2 separate regions of the Homo sapiens genome follow, and region 1 is linked to region 2. A link is an interaction called in ENCODE POLR2A ChIA-PET data of the cell type or tissue named here. Cell type or tissue: endothelial cell of umbilical vein. All regions are shown on one strand. Each heading gives the region's core, and the rest is flanking DNA. Links, peaks and the distances in the headings are about the cores only.

The links. Peaks named below come from ENCODE experiments on the same cell type or tissue, not always from the same donor. Only the 100,000 strongest peaks of a DNase experiment are listed, where the experiment ranks them.
Region 1: POLR2A ChIA-PET joins it to region 2 with 6 read pairs; 2 of 35 experiments call an interaction of 5 or more read pairs at or near these places.

What each region holds. Positions count from the first base shown.
Region 1 is chr10:51,925,128-51,930,517 of GRCh38, reverse strand. The region is part of intron 5 of PRKG1 (protein kinase cGMP-dependent 1); the gene reads right to left. Among named protein-coding and RNA genes, the nearest start is that of CSTF2T, 230 kb to the right of the region's middle. In endothelial cell of umbilical vein, for the core only: no CTCF peak of the experiment used is centred there; a DNase peak (open chromatin) is centred at 2,757.
Region 2 is chr10:51,736,163-51,741,552 of GRCh38, reverse strand. All of the region lies in intron 3 of PRKG1 (protein kinase cGMP-dependent 1), which reads right to left. Among named protein-coding and RNA genes, the nearest start is that of CSTF2T, 39 kb to the right of the region's middle. In endothelial cell of umbilical vein, for the core only: no CTCF peak of the experiment used is centred there; no DNase peak of the experiment used is centred there.

The DNA.
Region 1 (5,390 bases), core at 61-5,060, 190 kb before region 2:
CAAAAAAAAAAAAAAAAAAAAAGAGGAAAAAAAAAGGTTCTTTTAAAATTAAAAAAAGATCTACAACAGAATAGAAGGCATTCTTTTTTTCTAATTAATTGTACTGTGGTAAAATATACATGACATAATATTTACTATCTTAACCATTTTTAAGTGTACATCTCACTAGCATTAAGTATGTTCATATTGTTATGCAACCATTGCCATCATTCAGCTCCATAACTCTTTTCATCTGTAAAACTGAAACTCTCTATTGATTAAACAGTAACTCCTCATTTTCCTCCCCCCACTCCATCTCAAACACCATTCTACTTTTTGCCTCTACAATTTTAACTATTCTAAATGCCTCACATAAGTGGAATCATACAGTTTTAGTAACCAGCTTATTTCACTTAGCATAAATGTCCTCAAGGTTTCATTCAGCCTTAGAAGGAAGGAAATTCTGACATACCACCACATGGAGTGAACTTTGGGTCTCTAGACATGCTGCTACCTAAGATCATGTCACTTTCTTTTCTTCCAGTACCTCTGATGCTACCTTACAGTAACTGAGATTTCCAATAACGCTTCTATGTGGAAGCCAACTTTATTACACAAAGATTCATACCTAGACCAGCATCCTCACAGTACGTTTCATGGTGTTCTGTGCAACAGATAGGTAAAAGGTGAAAATAACATGTCCCTAGGTCAGTTAGAGAAACGGTAACAAAAGTCAAAAAATCTTGTTAGAATTCAATATGTAGTATCCTCTAAGAGGAAGCTCCAGAATATCTAGAATTTATGTTAATTCTCATAAACATATTTTACCTGAGAAACACAGCTTTAGACCCTCTAACTTTCTGTGTTTTACATTTATATCAGAATTCAGGCCAGGTGCAGTGGCTCATGCCTGTACTCCCAGCACTTTGAGAGGCCGAGGCAGGCAGATCACTTGAGGTCAGGAGTTCAAGGCCAGCCTGGCCAACATGGTGAAAACCCATCTCTACTAAAAATACAAAAATTAGCCAGGCATGGTGACACATGCCTGTAATCCCAGCTACTCCACAGACTGAGGTGGGAGAATCGCTTGAATCCGGGAGGTGGAGGTTGCAGTTAGCCAACATTGTGCCACTGTACTCCAGCCTGGGCCACCGAATGAGACTTGGTCTCAAAAAAAAAAAAAAAAAAAAAAGGAAGGAATTCAGATGTTGGTCAGGCAATGCTAGGAAGAAGATTATGTAGCTGGGGTCAAAAGAAAGTCTTTCCTTTTAACACTCTTCCACTTAAAGAAAAATGATATAGTGTTAAGTCTGAGGGTTTTGCCTTAACATTACTGATAAAACTCCTTCTTGATCCATTGATAACTCCTCAGCAATTGGTGGGTGAGTCCTATTTGATTAACAAAAACGTAGATAAGTAAAATGGCAAGTTAATTAGTTTCAGTCTTCTATATTCAGCTTTCTTGATTTATACATTAATGTTGAAAGTATGGTTGTTGTTATTGTTTTGGTCTGGTATGGGGTGTATTTATGACTACAGTTAGAATAAACAATTTAATTACTCTCTTTGAATATCAAATAAAAGTAGGTAAAGAGTGAGTGGCCAAGGGCAATATTCTCTGTAGTTTCAAAATAGTTGATCAAATAACTTAATAGTGAAGTATACGTTTTAGACTACTATATATAATTGCGAAGGCTGTGTCTCAGTAACAGATGTACTATTTTTTATATATTAGAGCCATTTTTCCACTAACTGTATCTCTTTGTGGGTCAACAGTAATTATGCATGAACGCTCTTTGATTGTCATCAAACAGTGATATTAGCTGATTGCAAAATCAGTGTGGGAGCCACATTTGAGAGGTCAAAGTATACAATATCCATCCCAAACTGCTTTGGAAAATATCCGATAACCCTTAAAATCAGTTAAGAAGCAGATGAAAGAAGGGGTTACTTTCCAGAATTCTTTTAGCTGGTGATTCCAAATTATCAGCACACTAAAAGTCTACCATGCCCTCCTCCACTTAATAGCTGTTTTGTTCTTACAAATAGCTTCTTTTCTAGAGCATGGAATGGTAATTAGGATTTCATAGTTTGGTACAGCCAGCATTAGCATCATGGCTTTCTGTGCTGAAGATTGATAACAGTAGCCATAATGATGACAGAAAACGATAATAGTTCTAATTGCTGATATTCATCTTAGGATGGTGAGCAGCTGTTAAAACATCTCTTTAGGAGTTAAAGTTCAGTCACATATCTTTTTCCTCAAATAGAGAAAGCTTTAATGCTAATTAGAAAGGAGTATTACAAATTCAAATGTCAGTCAGAGTGTACCATAATTGTTCTTTATTAACACTTTTTCTCTCCCACCTCAAGCTTTCTGGCCCTTGAGCTTTTTAAGAAGCTGACACTGAAAGTAATGACAGAAGCCTCAGGAGGCCTCCTGATTTCCACTTAAAACACCTTTTTCAATTCAGTAAGGAAGTTTCTCATCTATCTGGATTTAGAGTGTGACCTGTTTCCTGAAAGTTGTCACAAACTCATATGCCTAGAAAGCCACAGTCTACTAGTACTTGCCTTAAGGCACATGATATAATTGCCAGAAATGTATCCAGAGAATTAAGGTCTAGTTCATTGCTGCCAAAATCAGCTTCAAAAACTTCATATAAAACCAGGTGGCAAACAATTTGCTGACTCCTGCCTTAAATGGAAATGCCAAAATTTTAGAATAACATAGTCTCAAATGATAATACAAATCTTATAACAAAAGTGCAAGGAGAGAGGGAAGTGTCAACTTTTGTTTTCAGTCCTAGTAATAGAAGGAGGGGTCATGGGAAAAGCACTGCAGAGATAGGAAGTATTTATTCCTGCTGTCTTTAGCCACCCACTTCCATTAGTTCCTGTTTCCTTAACTAAATAAAGTGGGACTCTATAGCATGTGAATGCATGAGTGTGTGTGTATGTGCATGTTTTTGTGTATGTTTGATTGCTGCTGCCAATCTGTAACCTGACTTGCAATATTACTGTTACTATTTAACGTGCAGGTTTCCAGACTCCTTCCCTATTGTATTAGTCCATTTTCACTCTGCTGATAAAGACATACCCAAGACTGGGTAATTTATAAAGAAAAAGAGGTTTTAGGTTAATGGACTCACAGTTCCATGTGGCTGGAGAGGCCTCACAGTCATGATGAAAGGTGAAAGGCACGTCTCACATGGTGGCAGACAAGAGAGAATGAGAGTCAAGCAAAATGGGAAACCCCTTATAAAATCATCAGATCTCGTGAGACACAGTCACTACCACAAGAACAGTATGAGAGAAACCACCCCTATGATTCAATTATCTCCCACCAGGTCCCTCCCACAGTATGTGGGAATTATGGGAGCTACAATTCAAAATGAGATTTGGATAGGAATATGGTCAAACCATATCATCTATTGATACATTTCAGTAATTCTCAGGTGGCTTCTAGAAATCTATATTTTAAGCAACTTCCCCAGGTGACTCATATAATCTAGTAGTCCATTTAGGAAACAAATACAGGAATCAAGGTCTAGAACAAACTGAAAATTCATGGTGCAGATGGGATCCAACATTTGCCAGGCTGCAATGCTTTCTGTTTTATAAATATAAAATTGGTTACTTACAATTACCAGGTAGAACTACATATCGTCTTAACACTAAAAGGTATGGCAGAATTGCTGATCGTGAGGTTTTGGAAGCAAGCAAAACTTCTAGAGCTACTTGGGAGATACTCAGGAGATGTTATTCAGTTAAAAAAAAAAAAAAAACTATGCTAGGCAAGAAATTTTCAGAGAAAATAAGCCGTAACTATGGAAAACTGATATGTCTACAAGCAGGCAGGACAGGAGGAATGCTTTCCTCATGCTTTTCAAATGCTGTGACAATTCTAGCCGCTGGAAAAATGCAGTAGCACCCAGGGCAAGCAGATGCACAGTTATCAGGGGTGGGGAAGCAAAGAGGTGGGGCAAGCCACACATCCATGACAGCTTTGTTTTAAACAGTGGCGACAGCTGAGAACCAAAGGGCAGCTTTTCTCGGAATAAACTGTTCAGCAGCATCTCTTGGTACAAATAACAATCCTCATCAGAAAGCACCATCTTTGAAAACAAAAGACAAAGCTTGCTGAATCAATTCTGCTACGGGTCAAATATCTACAGAGGCTATTATCCCCCTCACCACATTTTCTATTTCCAAACTTACACTCCTTCAATCCCAGTTTCTGCTACTTTCTTTCCTATTCCTCACTGTTCTCTCTTGTTACAGGTTATCTGGCCTAGCGTTCAGCTCGAGTTTGTTCTTCATGCCAATGTCATCTCATTATTTTGATTGCACACTTCTGACCACATTAAATTTTTTCCTTAAACCTGTTATTTCATACAGAAATAATTTCTAATATGCTCAGAAAGATGTATTGATTTTTGTGATGCTACCATATCATGTTGTCATTTCATTATTATTAGGAAATGTTTTTCTCAATGGAATAATAATAAATAACAGTAAGAGCTAAAAATATGTGCTCACTACATGCCATGCATTGTGCTAAGTGCTTTAGATGGTGATTATATTTTATATTTTTTAAAAAGTAGTTTCTGGTCTGATATATAAAGAGCTTGTAAGTCAACACTTTCATCCTTATAAGAAAAATAAAGCTGAACAAACTAAAGATCAATAGCATTTCTTAGAGCTTCATAAGAAAAATAAAGTCACAGAGCAAACTGCTGCCCCAAAAATCAGAAAGACAGACTATGGGGTTCAGTTTTAGGGGCAACTCCACACTTCCATCAGTTTTATCCCTAGAAACTCTAATGGGTCTTCATCATAAATCTAGGGGAAAAGTGATCTGTACTTTTTCTCAAGAGAAAATAACCATTTTTGAAGTAAATTCCGAGCTCTGTGTTCTCCTTAACAAGTCCTGCACTCAAAGGAAATTATTTCACCAGAGCCTAACTTGCTGGGATTTTATCAAGGATTAACCAACCTGGAAGAAGGCAAATACCCAGTCCAGTTCCCTCTAGTCTTTGATAAGGAGAAAGGGGTATGCATAACTCCAGCTTGCTAAAATACTGACACCTAAACACAGGAATATAGAAGAAATCCCCTTGACACTTTATCACTACATCAGTAGTGCTCCTGTATAACAATATTAAAGCTATAGGACTATAAGCCTCAGAATCTATTTAAGAACAAGTTCCTAGGGAAACTCAAAGACAAAATAGGAGTCAAAGACAAGGACACCAGAGGGAATTTTAGCCCCTGACACTACAGCTACAACAAATGATAAACACAGACTAACTTCTTGCCAAACAGACAAAAAAAAAACCTCCCACTAAATACCTCTCCACTTCAATTTCTTTTACTCAAAACATCATACCCAAATTTCAAAAAAATTA
Region 2 (5,390 bases), core at 137-5,136:
GAATTTTTATATCCCCAACAATGCCCATCTTCATGGGTATTGTTCCTAACAGCCTCCCAGAAAAATAATTTTTGAATTAATTTAACTAGAAATTGAATTGATTTAACTGGCTAGAAGAAGAAAACAGGGGAGATTTTAGTAAAGAGAAGGAATGCAGAAAATGGACCCCCAAAATTAAATATAACCTATAATAAAAGCCTGTCAATAACATTATTCTGAATAATTAATGTGAACTGTAGCACTCCTAGACTTGATAATGCAGAGCTCCCAATAGTAATGAATTGAAACTGAGTGCATGATACATATCTTCAAATTACAGCAATTGAAATATGCATTAAAATGTATATTTTACACCCAGAATGACTCAGTAATTTATTCCAGTAGTTATTTCAATGTCTTTTTTTTTTCACCAAAGGTTTCATTCAGATCCACCTCCCATTGTTTCCCAACATTAAGTTTAAAAAATAATAGAATGAAATCACCTCGATTCAGAAACTTAGCATTGTATGATGGTGTCCCCACACTTGGCTCCTTCTCTGCGTCTGTCCATCATTTATAACATGCAAGCAAGGAAGAGAAAGAATCTTTAAAAACTCTCAAATCTCTTGATGCTTTTTTTTTTTTCAGTTTTGGGACAAATCAATGGGCAATCAATGCAGGTTGGCAAATATGAAGATAAAGTATTCTATTTTTTGAGCCTCAGAGCGAAATTCCACCTACCTCAGCTAAAGGAATGGAGATAGCTGTGTAGAATTTACTATCTTGATTCTGAAAAATATTATGGCAGCAAGATGTCACTCTACTGAATCAGTTCTCAAAGTGTGGTCCAGGGAACACTTAGAGTCCTTGAGACATTTTAAAGGAGTCCATGGAGTAAAAATGATTTTCATAACAACCATAAAACATTATTTGCCATTTATACTAATATTTTCTCAGAAGTATAGGGTAGAGTTTTACAGAAGCTACACGATATCACAACAGAAAGAATGAAAAGTAGATATGAGTATCCAGCTGTCTTCTATCAATCCAGATATTAAAGTGATTTGCAAAGCATAAAATAATGTCATTCATCACAAAATTTGTTTGAGAAAAAATATTTTCAATGAAAAATATTAAGTTGACATGTAATAGTTTTGTTATTTAAAAAATCTTATAATTATCATAAAAATTTGTAACTTCCCCTATAATAGCAATAGCTATAACCCACATTAAAAGCTGTGTGGGGGCCAGTTGCTATGTTTCCAGCCTGTCATCCCAGCACTTTGGGAGGCCAGGGCAGAGGGACTGCTTGACCTCAGGAGGAATTTGAGACAAGCCTGGGCAACATGGAAAAAACCTGTCTCTACAAAAAATACAAAAGTTAGTTGGGTGTGGTGGTGTGTCAGTAGTCCCAGCTACCCAGGATGCTGAGATGGGGGGATCACTTGAGCCCAGGAGGCCTAGGCTGCAGTGAGCCAAGGTCATACCACTGCACTCCAGCCTGGGCGATTGAGTGAAACTCTATCACAAAAGAAAAAAATATCTGTGTGGGTATACAATCATATTTAAGACTGTAAAGTGCTCTGGAGACCAAAAATATTGAAAATCTCTGTACTACTATTTTGTTTGTTTTGAGATAGGGTTTTGCTCCGTCACCCAGGCTGGAGTGCAGTTGCACTATAAAGTGATCCTTCCACCTCAGCCTCCTGAGTACCTGGGACTACAGGCATGCGCCACCACGCTTGGCTAATTTTTTATATTTTTAATAGAGACAGGGTTTCACCATGTTTCCAGGCTGGTCTCAAACTCCTGAACTCAAGTGATTTACCCACCTTGGACTCCCAAAGTGCTGTGATTACAGCCATGAGCCACCACGCCTGGCCTAGTGGTTTTTGGAATGGAAATCAAGCAATGACAAATGATTATCTTCTGTGACCATCCTTTGGGGTCCTTTTCCTCTTTTCCTTCTCTTTGCTGAGATCTCCCCTCCTTTCTTCTTCTAGCTGGTTAAATCAATTCAATTTCTAGTTATATTAATTCAAAAATTATTTTTCTGGGAGGCTGTTAGGAGCAATACCCATGAAGATGGGCATTGTTGGGGATATAAAAATTCAAAGAGGTTATAATAACCTGAGAAGTTTTAAGATGTCCACAAGGCAAAGTTAGATAGTGATGCAAGGTAATATATAACCTAGTATCAAGATGAATGACAAACAGTAAATACTGTTAGGTTTGACATTAGGAGGGAAATATAGCTAGGAGTTTTGGGAAGCAAATCTTCATAGGAGAATAATGTCCTTATTTATCCATTATCTGCCTATTTACCAAATGAATATATGATATTTCAAAAAACACACACAGAGCAATTAGGGAAAAAAAGACAATAAATTTAGGATGCATGGCAATTACGATGAGGCTAAAATAGAAAAATATATACTAAGATCCAGGACTGACTTTATAATGTGCAGAGCACAGAGCAAAATGAAAATGCAAGGTTCCTTGTTAAAAAATAAGTATTTCAGGACAGCAATATTAAACTAGGAGCATTAAACAAGTAACATGGCCCTTCTAAATGTAGAGCCCTATGTGCCTACATAGAATGCACATCTAGGAAGCCAGCTCTGCTAAAGTCTTTCATAGTTGCTTATTTTTGGTCCTAAATACAACTTGAAGCTAACTTAGAAGACAAAACAAAGAGAGGAAATATTATCAGTTTTACAATTCACAGCATTCACTATCAGGGAGTGCCATGAAAAATTATCAGAATCACATTAGAATAGAATTTTAACTTTAAAAGGGGGGATTGAAGTTTATTTCATCTAAACTGTTTCATTTCTCAGTCCAATAAATGGAGTCCCAGAGATGCTATGATTTGCCAAGGGACACAGATTGTGGTGAAGATCAAGGTGAAATTAGAGCCCAGTCAGCTCATTCTCACCAGAATATAGACTAATAGGAGGTCTTTCCTCCTCTCATAACCTATCTACCTCCCATTCCCTTCCATCCATGTAAAACAGCAAACAAAACAAATTAGCAAAACATTTTTTGAATGTTTAGAATTTGTCATATATTGTGCCACACATTTCATTCTTGCAACTGCTTCATGCAGGAAGAATTATTACTATGCCCATCTTAGAGAAAAAGAAACTTACAATTACATAACTTGCACCATGCCATACAAATAGAATTTGAACTCAGGTGATGTGACTTGCTCTTCTATTTCCAATCTTTCCTTCTGTTCTCCTAGACATGGATCCTACAAACGTCCCTTTTGAAGGACTAAACTGAGCGCACAAATTTAGAAAACAAAAAACTCTAGGTAATATCTATCTGGTACATCCTCTTCACTTTACAGTTAAAGACACTGAGGACTGTAAGAGGATATATAACTTGAGAAGATCACCAGCAAGAAACAGGCAACGTTTGACCAATACTCTTATTTTCATTTCCCCCAAATTTGCTGTGTATCAGAATAATCCTGGGAGCTTTTAAAAAATACAGAATTCAGCCGGGTGCAGTGACTCATGCCTGTAATCCCAGCACTTTGGGAGGTGGAGGTGGGCGTCAGGAGTTCGAGACCAGCCTGGCCAACATGGCAAAACCCTGTCTCTACTAAAACAAAAAACAAACAAACAAAAAAAAATTAGCCAGGCGTGGTGGCATGTGCCTGTAATCCCAGCTACTCAGGAGGCTGAGGCAGGAGAATCGCTTGAACCTGGGAGATGAAGGTTGCAGTGAGCCGAGATGGTGCCATTGCACTCCAGCCTGGGCAACAAGAGTGAAACTCCATCTCAGAAAATAATAATAATAATAATAATAATAATAATAATAATTAATAAATAAATAAATAAATAAATAAATAAATAAAAATATAGAGTCCTAGGCTCCCTACCAGACCAGAAGTCCAGATTTCTTGAGATCAGGGCAGGAACCAGAAACTTTTCTAATAGCTCTGTAGATGACTTGCACAAACCAGGCAAGCAACAGTCAATGAACTGCAGTGAGAGTCCCTGTCCGACAACATCCAGTCATTCCTTCGACACCAGTGAAACCTACCCCTTTATGTAATGGGAAATACAACAATGTGACTCCCTGCCATTTAACGTCTCTCAATTAGATTGAAAGCAATAAACCAGGCAACAACAAAATCAGTGCTTTAACTCTCTCCAATCTGTTTTGAGTAGATAATAGGCATTTTCAAGAAGGATGGGTTGAAAGAACAAGAAGAAGCAGAGACACGCTCTTTAGAATCATACCATGAACGGTAAGAAAGCGTTTGAGCTACATCAGTGTCTAGTGGGCATGTGAAGCAGTAGCTATATGGAAAAACAATTGGCAGGGGAAGAATGTGGGAGTGGGGGAAGATGAAAAGACCATAACTGATTTCTCAAGGTAGCCAGAAGGCTCCCAGACTTCTTTATTCAAATAGTAGTTCCTTTAGGTACACAGTGGTCAAATTTGTGGTGGTTTTTAGGCTGAAAGTGTACTTGATAATAAACTTCAAATATACCTGTTTGTAAATAATCTTTAAAAGTTGTTAATAATCTAGTTAATAATATGTAAGCTGAAGTATTGAAGGATGGTGAACTGATAGCTGCAATTTACTTTGAAATGTATCAAAAGTAAGATGGATTTATGGGCCAGGTGGTGTGGCTCACATCTGTAATCCCAGTACTTTGGAAAGCCAAGGTGAGAGGACTGCTTGAGGCCAGGAATTCAAGACCAGCCTGAGCAACATAATGAGACTCCTTCTCTACAAAAAAAAAAAAAAGTTAAAATTAGCCAGGTGTAGTAGTGGCGCACCTGTAGTCCTAGCTACTCAGAAGGCTGAGACAGGAGGACCGCTTGAATCCAGGAGGACCGCTTGAAACCAGGAGTTCAAGATTACAGTGAGCTATGAAGGCGCCACTGCACTCCAGCCTGGACAACAGAGGGGAGACCCTGTCTCTTAAAAAAAAAAAAAAAAAAGTAAGATGGATTTATGGATGAATAGGGTGATGGATAACTATGTGATAAAGAAAGTATAGTAAAATGTCAGTGGTAAAATCTAAATTGTGTGTATATGAGTATTCACTCTAAACTTCTCTCAACTTTGCTATATGTTTGAAATGTTTCATAATAAAGTATTGAGGGATGAATGTGTTTAATAAAAGTATCCAACTGGGCACAGTGGCTCACGCCTGTGATCCCAACACTTCGGGAGGCTGAAGTGGGAGGATTGTTTGAGCCCAGGAGTTCGAGACCAGTCTGGGCATCATATTGAGACAGCATCTCTATTACTTAAAAATAATAATGATAATAAATAATTTTTTTAAAGTAGCCAATGCCAGATGACACTATGTCCACCACTTGAGAACTTTTGAAACAAAATCAAGAAATAACTCCCAGTCATGGTGACTCACGGCAGTAAT